2 separate regions of the Homo sapiens genome follow, and region 1 is linked to region 2. Evidence: chromatin loops called from intact Hi-C (ENCODE). Cell type or tissue: Calu3. All regions are shown on one strand. Each heading gives the region's core, and the rest is flanking DNA. Links, peaks and the distances in the headings are about the cores only.

Region 1 (2,925 bases), core at 136-2,635, 66 kb after region 2:
ATATGCCTAATATAGATAATGGTGTTCAAAATGCAGAACTATTAGTAAATACCTAGGAATCAAATCTGTACCATATTTTTAAAATATTGCATCAAAATATAAAGAAATTTTCACTTTTAAAATAAATCAGTGCTTTTTAATTTCTATCAATCCTAGTTGTTGATTTAGGTTATGCTAAATAAAGATTTCAGAAATCTCAAATCCTCTTTGTCAATACCTGTTAATCCTAGCCAGGCCCAGATATAAAAATGCTAAATAATTATTGTATGAATGATAAATTCATGTGCCTTAAGCTAAGTTCAGTTAAGCCCAGAGAAATATAAAGAATTATATATATATATATATATATATATATATATGGCAGTGTGTACCTTAAACTGGATGGCAGCAATATACCATGTTATCAGGTAATCCTGGTAATGAATGACCAAAGCTCAGAGCTCACTATAAAACAGGCTTTCCTGTCCCTTGCTACACCTTCCGATCTGAATCTGTGCTTCCTTCCCTTGGATGGACCCAGAAAATTGTCCTGAAATTCAGCCCACTTGGCTGGACTCTGAATATGTGCCCAGGCTTTGGGAAGCCCTTCTGGGTACTGGACCCTCCCTTTCCAGTCCCCAGAAGGGCTTCCCAAAGCCTGGACACATCCTTGAATCTAACAATGAATTGTAGCCAGTAGGTACCAGATCCAAAATGCTTCCATGGCACCAGCCACCTGACTCCACCCTGCTACCGAAGAAACCCAAAGAAGCTGGTACCAATCTAGACTGGTCTCAATTTCAACTCACTGTCTGTAATTTTATGATCTTGATTTGGGGCTCTGCCTTAGGGTCCATAAGTTACCCTTAAGCCCTGATGATTCCAAGTTAGTGCTTTCATGTCAGTCAGCCTCTTTAGAGGCCCAGCATGTTTCAAATGACTTGTCAAGATATTTATGAGACAATTCAGCAGCATTAGACCAAATCCTGTCATAAAATTCATCCTGAATTTGACCATGAGAAGACATGATACAAAAGTAAATAGTTTGAAAAAATGTATTCAGTCACTTGGGGAGACTGCTGAAAATCAAATTTCAAAGATGCTATCCATTCCACACTAACTATTTCACTTGTTGAATGGTAAGTTTTTTTTTCCCCTTAAGTGGTAGTTGGCTTAAAGCCACCGTCCCCATTAGCTCCATAGTTGGTGAGAAACAGTGGAGATTGTTTGTCCTGCTTATCTAGAAATCCTGCCCTCCACTAGCTATTCATTTGTGAGTCAATGTTTTTTTTTTAATGCAACTATTGCAAAAGTCCTTTGTTTCAACATTAGAAAAGAATTTTCTAAATTCTGTTCAATGTTACACCTTTAAACTAGAATTTATTAGGCTATTCTTATTTGGAAGTCCATAAAGCTAAATCCAGCTGGAATTTAAAATTTAATGTTATAGTGGATTTCATAAAGGGCTCCACTGTTAATGTTTTATCCACATCTCTCAGAATAGTTCACAGATTATTTTCATCTGTTTTGTTCATGCTTTATTCCTGCGTACCTACAAAGTGTTTGGAACATGGTAGGTATCCACTAAATGTCAGTGGAATGGATAAATGATTTGATGGACAGGTGAATGAATTTAACCTATATGGTAATTTAAATTTTAAAGGTAAGTGGAAAAGCCAGGATTTATTCTCATGCCACATTTTGATCAAAGCAACTATTCTTTCTACTTTAACCTGTGAACTATTCCCTCAGGTAGCCTAGGCAACTGTTTGCTGTGTTTACTCAGTTCCTCAATTTGCAGAATCTTCCTTGGATGGTTGGAAGATCTTCTCTTAAAATGCATGTTCTGGGTCTTCAAACCCAGGGTTCATGTCCAGGGTCTATGCCATAGCAAGTATAAACATAGAAGCTAGACCTTAGCATTTTCTAAGTTTTGCGCTCCATGATAAATAACTTCTATTTAAAATCCAGTCCATTAGCAAGCCGTGTTGGCTAAATCTTCAGAATACATCCATACTTTAACTGCTCCTTCCCACCCCTTCTAATTTCAGGCTGCTCAGTGGCACAGGCTGAGCAGCCTGGATATGATTCCTTTCTTCACACAGCAGCCAGAGGGACTCTTTCGAAAAGTTAGATCAGCAGTCCACTCTTCTGATCTTATCCTCCAGTGGCTTTCCATATGACTCACAGCAAAAGGCAAGGTCTTTATTGGCCCACAGGGCTTGATATCAAAAACTTCACCACTCCCTCTGACCTCAGCTTCGAGTCCCTCTCCTCACTTTCCCTCCTCTGCCGCCTCTTGGCTTCTTTTCTGTTCTCAAGCACAGTTCTGCCTTGGGGCCAGTGCACATCCTTCCCTGGAATGCTCACTTCCCAGATACACATACACTTCCTTTTCTCATGTCTATGAAGTCTCTGTATAAACACCACCTTATCAATGGGGCTCACCTACCCTAATTTAATTCTCTCTCACCTCCTTTTCAGCTGCGTCTTTCTTGTAGCACTTATCATCATCTGACATGCCATATATTTTGTTCATTTATTTATTATTTTTTGACTCCAAACAAATGTAAGCACTACTTTATGTAGATGTGAAAAGAGGCAAAGGCAGCAGAAGAACCATTCTTGCATTCAGAGGGATAGTCCAAAATCAATTTGGCAAAGAACAGGACACAGGATTATACCATCCGTTGCTTCACTTTTAAATGGTTTTTCTGTGTCTATACCTACAGTCCCTCTAGTACACAGAAAAAGCATGGAATGACTTTTGCCCATGTTTTAACACATTAAGCCTATATATAGTCTTAACATTAGAGACAATTTCGTTTTAACCCCTGTAATGGATATGATTACTTCTGATAGTGTGACGTAACTTCCCCTTCTCTTTTAAGTCTTTTCACCACTTATATTAGTACTAACCTCTACCCCTACTGGTTGCTAAATTCT
Region 2 (2,925 bases), core at 185-2,684:
TCACTGAGTACTTAGTCGCGCCAGGCACTGTCCTAAAAGCTTTGACAGTGTAAACCATTTAAACCTCATGGAAACATATGAGGTAGATATTGTTATTATCATCCTGTATGTGGTTAGGGAAACCAAGAAGGCACAAAGAGATTAAATAACTTGTCCAACACTGTATAGCTAGCAAGTGGCAAATCCATGTTTCAAATTAAGCATTCTGGCTCGAGAATCTACATCCTCTACTAGATTGCCTTTGTAATAATAAATTTAATTTTTTTTTCCAAAACTGAACTTGCTGAGATTCATTTAATCTTATGCGTAGATTCTAAGAACCAGACCAAATATATATGTATTTTTAACCTCTACATAAATCATTCAAGAGGACAAGACTATGCAGACAGTCCATCTACAATGTAACCACATAAAAGAATTCTGGGGAATCTGAGCCCATTAACAAAAGTGTGCATGGAATCAGCCAAGAAGCCAGATGTCTCCCTCAGAGGAGGAGTATCTTCCTAGCTTTTCACTGAGACCTTCAGCCAGGTATTCCCCAACAAAAGATGGAGGAAGGACGGTCTGTTCACCATGCAAAGGGGCCAAATGTAAAATGATTGATGTGTTTAGTAACAACCTTGAAGTTTTTAGTAGTAAATACTTTTTAGCAAAATCCAAATTGCAGCCCCAACAATTAATAAAACTCTATAAAGATATGTATTATAGTTCAGGAAAGTTTGCATAATGAAAAAGTTAAAGCTTTGCCTAATCCCTTTTTCATGTTCAGCTCTTAATGTAAGTCAGGTTTCCTTTTCTTCCCCCCATACTTTAAATCCTCCAAAGAATGCTAAAGAAAATCAGGCAAGCAAAACAAGCAGCTTTTGATTCTCTGGCACTCTACCATTTGGAAAACAGACTCAAATTGCATGACAGATAGTGGTCTAGGAATTTGAGAAATATGAGTTGGTTTCAATAAGAAATACCTTTATAAGGAAGCTTTAGAAAATAGCAGCAGTATTTTTCTTTTATTTTTTTTTCCTGAAAATTAGTAACAAACATCAGAACCCTAAGTTGAATTTGAATCTATATAGAGCTCACTGTTTGATCCACAAATTCTTACTGGGCTCAACTTAATTGAATTTAGAAGACGAAAACTGCTGAAGCTGAGAAGATTTATGATTGCATGTTATCTGTGGCACAGGGAGTCTCTGGATTATTCAAAAGTGAGGGGGGTTGGCATGCTGTGGAACTGCTTCTGCTAAGCTTGCTGTAAGGTGAAGCTACTGGGGAAAAATCTGAAGGCTCCAAGAGCAAGGAAGGCGGGGGTGAGTGAGTAACAGCCAAAGCCCTGGTGATTTGGAAAGAGTTTGCACCTGTAGGGTCCATCGCCTTCTCCTCCTATCCTCCCATTCAACATTTAGTCCAACTTTAAGAAACACTACAAATTCCCAGAGAATATGTAGAATAATCTAAATAAATCTCTTTCGATAAATACGTTTCCTTCCAAAAAAAAAAAAAAAAAACCCTAGACTCCTTTATTTCACAGTGTAGGTTGATAAAACTATGTGATAACAAGTGGTTGATAAACTGAATTAGCACTTTAACAATTAACTCAAATATCCCAATGTAAGGAGTTTAATTAGACCTTTCCCAAATTAAAAACTTGATCTCAAAGTTTTTTCTTATCTTCTGAATTTAAAGACATTAGTAATATATTATGTATTACACTGAGATATGTCATACCAGCTCTATGTAAAATCTGCTCAAGAGAAAGACAATATAGTTGAAACCTAAAAGCTAAATAAGTGCTTACTTTATTCTAGAAAAACAAATGCTATATACACATTATTTTTCTATTCAGCTTTCTCTATAAGTAACTTTAATTTTAAATTATTCTGCATTTCTCCCTAATTTACACTCGAAAACCTATAGAAGACTGAAATAATAAGAGACAGATTTCATACATTTCATTTTCATTTTAATAGAAAACCTTCTAGAATTAAAAATCGCATAGTACACTTGGAAATTATTTTGTTAAAGTATAAGAAACAGGTTTTATACAACCTGTTAACAGCTTTCAATCTGAAAAATGTATATAGCTAACTGAAATATCTAATTGAATTTAACTAAAATATGCTGGCAATTAGGTGAGGGCAACACAGAATTATGAAGACCAAGGCACTGAACATCATGACAAATCTTAGAACATTTTTAATGAAGAGAATTCACAAAATATATACTCATTCAAAGGCTTTCAAATGCTGACCAAAGCTTTCCTTTTGACCTTACCTATCACTCCTGCCTTCACAGATCCTGCACTGCCAGTGACTCAGTGGGTGTGCCCCCGTTTACACCATTGCATATGATGTGCCGTTGGCATTGTATGCCTCTCAAGGTGCAGTTTGATGCCATCTCTTCCAAGAAGCCCAGATGTCATTCTCTAGCTGTTTCTCTGGCCAATGAGTAGTCATTTCCTTATGAGAGCTCATCTCGTGTCATGAGTCCTGTATGTGTCTTATCTCTGATTATTTCGTAAACTTCTTTTGGGCAAGAACTATATCTAATAGATTTTACTTTCCTTAAAATACCTAAGATAGAACCTGGCCCATGGTAGGTGGTAAATAACTGCCTGGTCAATTAGTAAATAAAAATATGAATGAAGTTTGACAGCCTATACAATATATATATAAAGTAATCTGATACAATGTTACTAAATAGATAGATAGAAGATAGGTAGGTAGGTAGGTAGGTAGATAGATAGATAATAGAATTTAGCAGCATTCTCTCTGCTCTCCAGTTGACTACACAGTTCCTAAAATACAACAGACATGCTCTCACCTCAGGACCTTTGCACATGCTGTTCTCTCTTCCTGGGACTCTTCTCCCAGACAGCTGCATGACCCAGCCCTCATTTCCTCCTTAGTGAGACCCAGCTCTCACTAA

The links. Hi-C counts contacts between places; a loop is a spot of excess contacts. Peaks named below come from ENCODE experiments on the same cell type or tissue, not always from the same donor. Only the 100,000 strongest peaks of a DNase experiment are listed, where the experiment ranks them.
Region 1: a loop joins it to region 2, with 1.9 times the contacts of the local background. A loop is called at or near these places in 1 of 110 quality-filtered maps.

The regions. Positions count from the first base shown.
Region 1 is chr6:133,340,009-133,342,933 of GRCh38, reverse strand. All of the region lies in intron 2 of EYA4 (EYA transcriptional coactivator and phosphatase 4), which reads right to left. Among named protein-coding and RNA genes, the nearest start is that of EYA4, 100 kb to the right of the region's middle. In Calu3, for the core only: no CTCF peak of the experiment used is centred there; DNase peaks (open chromatin) are centred at 1,173 and 2,203.
Region 2 is chr6:133,405,832-133,408,756 of GRCh38, reverse strand. The region is part of intron 3 of EYA4 (EYA transcriptional coactivator and phosphatase 4); the gene reads right to left. Among named protein-coding and RNA genes, the nearest start is that of EYA4-AS2, 49 kb to the left of the region's middle. In Calu3, for the core only: no CTCF peak of the experiment used is centred there; no DNase peak of the experiment used is centred there.